Regions from separate parts of the Homo sapiens genome. Here region 1 is linked to region 2. The links are chromatin contacts, found by Hi-C or POLR2A ChIA-PET in ENCODE. All regions are on one chromosome and are shown on one strand. Each heading gives the region's core, a stretch centred on a gene start or an enhancer-like site at or near the end of the contact. The rest is flanking DNA. Distances are from core to core; before and after follow the strand shown.

What was found. A loop is a pair of places that touch in the nucleus more often than their neighbours do. ChIA-PET counts read pairs that join two places held with the same protein, here RNA polymerase II (POLR2A).
Region 1: a loop to region 2 is called in a map of CD4-positive, alpha-beta T cell, with 2.5 times the contacts of the local background. The contact joins two enhancer-like sites. A Hi-C loop is called at or near these places in 1 of 168 maps with a recorded cell type or tissue (CD4-positive, alpha-beta T cell). POLR2A ChIA-PET finds 5 or more read pairs at or near these places in 2 of 52 experiments (PC-3 and WTC11).

The regions. Positions count from the first base shown.
Region 1 is chr12:109,740,939-109,745,970 of GRCh38, forward strand. It overlaps FAM222A (family with sequence similarity 222 member A), which reads left to right. Exons shown (of 3, transcript NM_032829.3): 2 at 3,163-3,290. The coding sequence starts at 3,209. The region is part of intron 1 of FAM222A-AS1 (FAM222A antisense RNA 1); the gene reads right to left. Among named protein-coding and RNA genes, the nearest start is that of FAM222A, 30 kb to the left of the region's middle. Within about 2 kb of position 2,378, at least 2 of the 41 ENCODE cell types and tissues checked have a DNase peak (open chromatin) inside an H3K27ac peak, as active enhancers do.
Region 2 is chr12:109,682,603-109,687,616 of GRCh38, forward strand. No RefSeq gene overlaps it. Among named protein-coding and RNA genes, the nearest start is that of FAM222A, 29 kb to the right of the region's middle. Within about 2 kb of position 3,614, at least 2 of the 41 ENCODE cell types and tissues checked have a DNase peak (open chromatin) inside an H3K27ac peak, as active enhancers do.

The sequences.
Region 1 (5,032 bases), core at 1,128-3,627, 57 kb after region 2:
CCGTAGGCAGGAGAACCAGCAGGGGCAGAGGTCTGGAGGTGTGAGGCAGCCTGGCTGGAAGGAGGGCCAGGGGGAGCCAAGAGGGAGATGAGGTGTGGTGGGCAAAGAGGGCTGGGCTCCACGCCGGGGCCAGAGAGGTTTTAAGGCCAAGGAGGGGGATTTGACCGTCTTGGTTGCAGATGATGGGGATGATGCAGGAGTTGGAGGTGGTGGTCCCCTCCCCACTTCCCTCCTAGGACACCCCACCACCCTGCCATGTGCCCCCAGTGGCAGGACACAGGGTTCCTGGGAGAATGGGCAGTGAGTTGGGAGAACTGGGGTTGCAGAGAGAAAAAAGTCCCTCCTCTTTAAGTGAAGAGCATCTCTCAGGCTGCCTGTAGCCCTCCAGAAGCAAGGAATGGGAGGATGTAGGCAGCTGCCCTGGCAAAGCTGAGCCAAAGCTGAGGCCTACACTTGGACACCATCACACCCTGAAAACCCCTCCCAGCTCCCAGAACTGCCTGGCATCCACCATAAGAGCACGCTGACAACTAGAGCCCTGCTGGGAAGGGAGCTGATGGGGTCCCAGGAGGCTCCAGAATAGGCGACCTGCCCCTTCCCCAACAATTGCAGCCCCCAGCCCACCCTTTTTCAACTGCAAAGCATGTGGGATGTATGGCCCAAGGGACATTAGGGCACCTAGAGAAGGGCTGGACTTCTGGACCCCAGTAAAAGGCTGGAGATAGGGCCGGGCATGGCCAGGACTCTGGAAGAAAGTGACCTGGAGGTACCCACAGGGATCATGGAGCCACTGTTACAGGCCAGAGAGGGTCATTAACCCAGCCGGGGTCACACAGGGTGTGCTGGGAGGCAAGGAGGTTCCAGCCTTCCAGCCCAGGTTTCCACAGGGCACCAGCCTCTGACCTCCCTCCTTACTGGCCTGGGTGCAGCCAAGCTCAGTGGTGAGGGGGTAAGTGCACCCAGCCACTCCCTGCCTGGCAGGCCACTGCTCCCTGTGGCTTGGGTTTCCCATTTGTGGAGGGAGAGGTCTTGGACTGGCTTTCTCCGGATCTCCCTCCTTTCCCCCAACCCCTATGTCAGAGCGGCTAGAGATGGACTCTGCCCTGGAGCAGGGGCCACAGAAAGAGGCTGGGGCAGGGTGAGGGAGGTTGCCACAGGCCTCTTACCTTCCAGATTGCACATGATTGTGAGTCTCCATAGACCATCCGACTGTGCGTAAGAGGGTGCCTGTAAGTGCAGAGGAACATGCCATGCAGCAAACACATATGTACATAGGTGAGTGTGTACCAGGGTGTGTGTGCACACCCAGCCCTCCCTGTGCACATGCACGGCGTGTCCTCCAGGGCTGGTGTCCAAGGCTGTGGTGATGGCAGGCCCGAGTCAGGCCTGCTCCCGCCACCTGCTCACATTCCAAGTCCCCGAGGAGAGGAGCAGCACTGCCTTCCTGCAGTCAAGGACTTTCATCCCTGCAATAAGCCCCACTTCATTCCCTTTTTAAACTGTATAATTTCTGCCTGATTGTAATGGCCTATTTTAAAATTACCAGAAATCAAAGCCGGGAAGTGGATACTGCAGCTTTTATTGCGTCTCTGTGTTAAGGCTGGCGATTGGGGAGGGGGCGGTGAGAATCACCTCCCCTCCCCTCCATCCTCCACTCTCTCTCTCTCTCGCTCTTTTTTTTTTTTTCTTGAGACAGTAATAGGAGAAAATTGGTTTTGAAACTGAATAAAAGTCCCTTTCAGAGGAAATCATTTCTTTCAGGGTACCTTTGCTGAAAGTAAAATAGGGCATAATGAAAGGTGGTTACGCGATTGTCTTTCATTTACCGAGAGGCCAGGACAGACGGGAGGCTGCAACCGTCTCCGGGAAATACAAGATTGGAATAATTGCGCCGTAACAAGGAGCTTGTTGTGAAATTAGTATCTTAAGAAAGTAGTGAAAAAAGGCTTTTCCTCATGAATACTTCATTATTAGAAGAAAGCGGCAGAATTTAGGACTCCAGACACCTGTTTAGTATTAAATAACTTCCCTTTCTTCCCCTTCAACACCCCCTCTGCTTTCTTCTTCTTTTTTAAAACCAACATGAAGATTGAGGTGATCCAGCTTGGCTGCTCAGGACTGTGGGAGGTCAGGAAGTGGTGGGGACAGGGTGCCCGGGAAGATGGACATCAGGGGTGTCCGGGGTTGAGCTCACCCTGAGACCTGCCTTCTCCTTAGCAAGAAGGGAGGAAGGGACCTCTAGGTAAGCTCCCACCGCCACCCTCCCATTGGGGCCTCACAGGCAGGCCCACTCTGACCCTGCCAGTCAGGGGCTTTGGGCTCTCAGGAATGTGCCTGGGCCTCCTGAAACGTTCTCTGCAGGAGAGTGGGTTTGGGGAAGCTGAAGGCAAGTGTCTGTGTGAATGTCAGGCTCTGGCCGTTGGGGAAGGTACCACACGGGCCTGTGTGCAGCCACATCTGAGCTGCTGCCCTGCGGGGCACAGATCTCTGCCCTTCCCATTCAGGGTAAGGAGCTCAGGCAGCGACAGGGATCTCGGGTCAGGGCAGCCTTGATGGCCCATTGGGGCTGGGCTCAGGGTGCAGCATGGATCAAGGTTCAAGAGCCCCTTGTTCTCTCAGGAAAGCCATCCTGACATCTCCCCTCCAGGGGGGCTATGAGGATGCCCTGGGCGGGAGACAGACCAGTACTTCAGTAACCTGGGACACCCATGTACCCACTGGCATTTCCCGAGCACCCCTCTGTGTAGATGCCCAAGATGACCAAGTGGGGTCTTCAGGCTGACTTGCTTACAGGGGGCCACCACCGGCCGGAAGCACAGCCTGCTGCGGGGCACGGAGGGAGTGAGGATCTCACCCAGTTGGGGGCATCAGGGCAGGCCCCAGAGCAGATGACCCAGATGCCGAGCAGGGCCGGGGCATGTGTGATCCATCAGTCCAGCCCCCACTCAAGAGCCCTGGATTCTGTCCCTTCCCATGAGGCCACAGATGGGCCTCTTGATGCCTCAGGCCTTGGTCCCCTCATTGGTCGAATAAGGGAAATGGGTGTCTGCTTTGAGAGTCTCTGATGTTCTTCGGGGTTGCAGGGAGACTCCCGGGGGGAATGGTGGGAGGCGAACACGGAGCAGCCCCCAAGTGACAGAGCACCCCATCTTCCTCCTGCAGGGACCCAGTCGCAGAGCGCACCCCACTGGGGACCCCCAGCTCAGCCATGCTGGCCTGTCTGCAGAGGACCCAGAACGCCCCGGGCCAACACCTGGCCTGCCCGAGCAAGAGCCTGGAGCTGCGCAAGTGTGAGTAGGACGCCTCCCCAGCCTTTGCAGGGCAGGTCGTGGGCAGAGAACGCCATTCACCCCCCAGGATGTCCACCTACCATGGCCCTGTCGGAAAGTCTCTATGCTCTCTTAGGCCCCCAGGCCTTGGCCCCGGCTGTGCTGCCTTCCTGGTCTCCATCCCCAAAATGACACCCACTCCTTTGGCCAGCTCCTGTGGAGCAAGACTCTCAACTCTGGCTTGACCTCCTTCCCAGCAGCCTCTTCTGACCACCACCATCGCCATGCCCCAACCCCGCCTCTGCAACTTCACCACCATTATCTAGCCATGTGTGTCTCCCTTACCACCATTAAAGTAGGATGACGTGGAAGCAAAAAATAGACAGAATGGGGTCCCCGCTTGAGGCCCATGAGCTGTGTGGTCTTGGGTGTTTCCTTCCCTCTCTGGCCTTGCTTTTTCACTGGGACCTAGACCTGGTGACCAGGGGTCTGTTCTCACTATCTAGGACCAGGATCTGAAACGCTCTGATTTGGTTATTTTTAGCTATCATAATTTCTTTTTTAATGAAGTACTTAGAAACGGAGATTTGCATTAAAATATGGATTTCTACTATCTCTTGAAAAAAACAAAAACAGAGGCTCTGGTAACATAGGCCTGTGTGCCTGTATTGCAGCTATGGTTAGAGCTGAATGACTGCCTCTTTTAAAGGGATGTCTGTCTCCAGGTCACCGCGGTCCCCACCCCTCCCTATTGCTTCTGTGCTATAGCCCAGGATCCGTTGCCATTTAGCATGATGCTTACAATGTGAAAATATTTTTTTTCTTTTAAATATTTATCTTTAGACAAGGGAACATATTCATGTTATGCAACACTTGGAGGAAGGAAGGGGTATATAGACAAAAGCCTCCCTCTGGGCCAGCCACCCGCTTCCCTCGCAGAGGGGGTCCATGTCGTCAGCTTCCTGGGTGTCCTTCCAGATGTTTTATGTGCATCCCAGCAAATATGTATGGAGACGCATATTTTACACACTATCCTGCATCTCACTGTTTCCCTTTGTAATCTATTCTGTATGTCAGCTTCTAAAGAGCTTCCTCATTCTTTCGCCACATAGTTTTCTCTAGCAGGGGTGGCCCATAATTTATTTGGCCAGTCCTCTATTTAGACTGTAACTGACCTGTTGCTGTTACAAGCAGTGCAGTGGTAAACCCTGGATGTGTCACGAGGATGTGGATAAAACTGCAGGGTACATTTCTGGAAGTGGAAATACCGGGTCAAACGGATGTGTGTTTGGCATTTTGATAGCTGTGGTCTGATGGACATCTTTAGATGGTGTATCTGTGGATACCTCACATTGTGGTGTGAGAGAGTCTGTTCCCCACCCCTCACCATCACAGCATCATATCACACTTTTAGGTTTTGCTCACCTGGGCAGTGACAATAGGATCACAATGTGGGTTTGGTTTTGTTTTGTTTTGTTTAGGGATACAAGGTCTAGCTATGTTGCCCAGGCTAGTCTCAAACTCCTGGCCTCATGCCATCCTCCTGCCTCTGCTTCCTGATCAGCTGGGATTACAGGTGTGAGCCACTGCACCTGGCTACAGTGTAGTTTTAACTTAGTTTTATATGAATGAGGTTGAGTATCTTTTTGTGTCTGTGCCATTTGTTTTTCCTTTGACTAATCTACTTATCTCCTTGGCTCCTTTTTTTTTTTTAATTGGGTGGTGGTTTTTGTTCTTATTGATTTGTAGGAGCTATTTGTGTA
Region 2 (5,014 bases), core at 2,364-4,863:
GATACTTGGCTCTTTCTTCCTTGGTTCACCAGTAATTGCCAAAAATCCGTTCTAAGGCAATCTTATTCCATGGCATTTTAATAGGCAATCCCCTCAAAATAGATTTTGGAGGCAAGTCATTTGAGTAATGGTGGAAAAGGATTGGAAAGAGATCTTGACTGCATTGACTGGTCAGATTTTCTTTTTTTTTTTTTTTTTTTGAAGCTAGAATCTTGCTCTGTTGCCCAGGCTGGAGTGCTGTTGTGCAATCAGAGCTCACTGCAGCATTGACCTCCCAGGCTCAAGGAATCCTCCTGCCTCAGCTCTCAAGTAGCTAAGACTACAGGCATGCACCACCATCCCCAGCTAGTTGTTTTTTGTTTTGTTTTGTTTTTGTTTTTCAGAGATGAGCGGGTGGTCTTGTTGGTCTTGAACTCCTGGCCCCAATTGATCATCCAGTCTTGGCCTCCCAAAGAGCTGAAATTATAGGTGTGAGCCACCATGCCTGGCCCAAATCTTTTAATGGGCCAATAATGTGAGTAGTGAATCACTTAGAGGAAGGTCTAATAGGCAACATTTCCCTCATTTTTTTTTCCTGGAACCCTGTTCTGGGGGCAGGGGAGGAGGGACAGGTAAAGGACGCATAGGAGAAAATCATCAAACCAGGAGCTCTTAAGAGCAAAGATTATGTTTTATCCTCCTCTTCCTCTCCAGAAATTAGTACCGAGAAGGTGCCAAGGAAAAGCAGTTAGATAGGTGGAAGGATAGATAGATGGATGGAAGGGTGAGTGAAAGGGTGAATGGATGGATGGATGGATGGATGGATGGATGGATGGATGGATGGATGGATGGGTAAGTGGATGGTTATGTAAATGGCTAGATAGAAACATGGAAAGATGAACAGACAGAAGGATTTGTGGTTGATAGATGGATGGATGAATGGGTGAGTTGGTAGGTGGATGAATGGATAAATAGTTGGGTTGGTAGGTGGATGAATGGATAAATAGTTGGGTTGGTGGTGAATGAATGGATGGATAAATGAGTTGATAGGTGGATGGGTGGATACATAGATGGGTTGGCAGGTAGATAAATGGATGGATGGATGGACAGACAGAAGGATGGATGGATGAATTGGTAGATTGGAAGGTGAATGGGTTGGTAGATGTTGACTTCCAGGTTTTTGTTGTTGTTGTTGTTTTGAGATGGAGTCTTGCTCTGTCACTCAGAATGGAATGTAGTTGTGTGATCTCGGCTTACTGCAACCTCCATCTTCCAGGTTCAAGCAATTCTCCTACCTCAGCCTCCTGAGTAGCTGGGACTACAGGTGTACATCTGGCTACAGGTGTAGCCAGACTACAGGTCTGGCTCATTTTTATATTTTTAGTACAGACGGGGTTTTGCCATGTTGGCCAGGCTGGTCTCGAACTCCTGACCTCAGGTGATCTGCCCGCCTCGGCCTCCCAAAGTGCTGGGGTTACAGGCATGAGCCACTGTGCCTGGCCTCTGACTTCTTGTTTTGATACTTTTCTTTTTTAGTAGAAAGACTATCCCCCACTTCTGTTACCCACAAGTTTCCAGAGTTAGGGCTCGAGATAATTGGTCACTGCTGACAGAGGCAGTGAAAATAGTGACCATTTATTATACCCTAACTCATGCCAGGCACTTTGCATGCTCCTTCATCCTCACAACAGTCTATGTGGTAGGTATTATTATTTCTCCCCATTATTCAAAGGAAGAAACTGAAGACCAGAGAAGTCAAGAAACTTGGACAAAGTCCCCCAGCAGGAAAAAGTGATGGAGCTGGAATTGTCGCTGAGATCTAAGTCTCTTTACTCCCTGGATTCCCCACAATGGCCCTAGGTCTCTAGGCTTATCATCACTTCTCATCCCTTTGCTGGGCCCCACCAGGTCAGTGGGAAGATGACAAAGATCTTCAGTGACCTGGAGAAGAGAGAGGCAACATTACAAGACTTGCTATATCTTTTCATCCAGCACCAGGCTGCAGAATGGTCCCAGCTGAGATAGAACAGAGTCCCTGGAAACAAAGCACCAAGGGGTCTTCAGACCACATGCACGTGTGTATGTATGCATACATTTAAAGATCTATAGAGGTTTTTTCTTTTTTTTCTGTTTTTCTTTCTTTCTTTCTTTCTTTCTTTCTTTCTTTCTTTCTTTCTTTCTTTCTCTCTTTTTTTTTTTTTTTGAGACGGAGTCTTTCTCTGTTGCCCAGGTTGGGGTGTAGTTGCACGATCTCAGCTCACTGCAACCTCCACCTCCCAGGCTCAAGCAGTTCTCGTGCCTCAGCCTCCTGAGTAGCTGGGATTTACAGGCATGCACTACCAGGCCCGGCTAATTTTGTATTTTTAGTAGAGTAATTTTGTATATTTAGTTTCAACATGTTGGCCAGGCTGGTCTCAAACTCCTGACCTCAAGTGATCTGCCCACCTCGGCTTCCCAAAGTTCTGGGATTACAGGCATGAGCCACCGCACCCAGTTTATAGTGTTTTATATAGCTACCTGTGTTGCTTCCAAAAATATGATTTGAAGTAGTTGACATTTTAAAAATCCCTGCCTAGTTATGCCATTAAAATTAGAAATAAAATACAAGAGAGTTAAGTATAAAGAGAGTTGGGAGCAGAGAGGTATCCAGGCTCTCACATCAGAGGGAGTGAGGTAGGGAAAAGGCCTATACTATTAGATGCGGGAATGGGGAATATGCACAAAAAAGACTCTATTCTCTGACCGCCCTGTCTCTGCTTTTCATAGTCTTGCAAGGTCCTCATATTCCCTTAAAATTGTTTAAAAGCCACATTAAAAAAAAAGAATGTTTTTTCCTATCAGTATAGAAAGAGACAAATTACATCAGAAAATCTAGGTTAAGGCAATAATGGCAATTGAAGTCTAAACCTGGTCCTGAGCTTCCTAGCAGCCGTGGCAAAAAGGCAAATGGGTTTGTTTTCTTAGTTCTCACGGGCTTCCAAAATCAATGTTTAAGGAAAGTATAATAAAGTCTAGGTTTTCCAGAGAGAGAGACTTTTCTCCATGCTGAATCCTGAGAGGGGTATGTCCCCTGGGCCATTGGAGCCTCCATGTGACATAGAATGACCCTGAATAACATCATGGTTCAGTTTCTTTATCGCTGTTTTGCATTCTACATGTGGTTCCTTCTCATGTCAACCCTCAGCAACCACCAAGGGCTCCATCAGTTTGTGGCTTTTAAACAATTTGTGGCTTTTAAACAATGGGTAAGCAGTTCTCCTGGGGAAGGAATAATTTGATCTGACTTGATCCAGGGACCAAGCTTGGATCATCTGGAGGGTGGAGGATGAGTGTCTTCGGGCGGCGGCAGCAGCAGCAGATAAGACTCCAGCAGCCCTGGGAGCAAGAGGGGGGTGTGGGAGGCAACGGACACAGGGCAGTTAACATTCCTAGTATCCAGGATTGGACCAGAGAAACCAAGTCTTTCACTCCTTTCTTCCTCCCTGGAAAGGCCTAACCAGGGCATCTGCCCACCAGGAAAAGCCCTCAGCCAAACCTAGTAGAATGAGCTTTGAAATCAGATCGTCAAGACTCAAGTCCTGGATCAGATCGTCAAGGCTCAAGTGCTGGCTCTGTCGCTGGTTAGCTGTGTGACCTTGAACAAGTCTCCAAGCCTTTCTGGTTCTCCATGTCCTCATCTGGAATGCGGAAATAGTCACTGCTCCATGAGGTTGCTGAGAGCCTTAGATGAGGTAACTTTACGCATGTGAAGTCAGGTTAGTATTATAGTTGCCAGTCTCCTTTCTGCCTTCATTTTCTCTCCTTGTCTTGGAACAATCCAGTGTGCTGATGGACCCCATGTGGGAGAGCAGAGCCTGATGCTTCTAGAGTGGGCTTCTTGGGGGTCCATGGCTAGGTTTTACTGTGCTCATGAACCCATGAAACAATAGGCAATATTAAGTGTACAGAGGCATTTTTCTAGGTAGAAAGTCCATAGCTTCTATCAAGTGCCCAAAGGGACCCAGGACCCCAAGAAGCCAGCTGTCACTGCCCTGAGGGGTGGCTCTGACCCTCCTGTCCTTTGCCGCCCTAACACCAGACTCCGGGCCCAGTCCTCAGGTCATCTGCCAGCCTCAAGCGTCATCGGGCCCCAACCTGGCTGGGTTCCTCCTTTGCCACAGCAAGGGGGATGGGCAGACCTGGTTCTTAGAAGGGTGCAGCCTTGATCTGGGCTGGTACCAGGAAATAAAGCTCCAAAAGTGTATTGAGGTCAGGCGCAGTGGTTCACGCCCGTAATCCCACTGCTTTGGGAGGCTGAGGTGGGAGGATCACTTAGGGCCAAGAGTTCAAGACCAGTCTGGACAACAAAGCAAGACCTCGTCTCTACACAAAATTAAAAAATTAGCTGGACACAGTGGTGTGAGCCTGTAGTCCCAGCTTCTCAGGAGGCTGAGGCAGGAGGATTGCTTGAGCCCAGGAGTTTGAGGCTGCAGTGAGCTATGACCGCACCACGGCACTGCAGCCTGGGTGAGAGTGAGGCCCTGTCTCAAAACAAACTCCAAATAGTGTATTGAGAACTTAAAATGAGCTACAAGTGTCTGCACATGTGATCTTCTTTAATTGGCCCTGAGTCCTGGGATGATTATCCCCATTCTAAAGGTGAGGAAACTGAGGCCCAGAGAGGGGAGTGGGAGGGCTCACTCAGAGCTAGAGGCAGTGCTGGGATTTGGGCCCAGTGCTGGTTGATTCCGGAGCCCGTGCTCTTTCCATAGTGTCACAGGGGGCCTAGGAAATCCGTGGGGGCCTGAAGATGGGAACAGGCCTGCAAGGTACCGTTGTTCAGGTTGTACCCTGCCCAGGGACATCTGGTTGAGGGAGTGGCATTGGGAGTGAAATGCGTCTGAAATTTGGCTCGAGGCCCACTAGCCTAGGCTTGTCCTAAGGGCCTTCAACAGCCTAGAGAAAGAGTTGCCTTTCTTTTCTGGGGACAAATTATTGTCCCCAGAATGGGGCTTTTTCCTAATGGGTCAGCCCAGAGTGAGCACCATTTTTTATC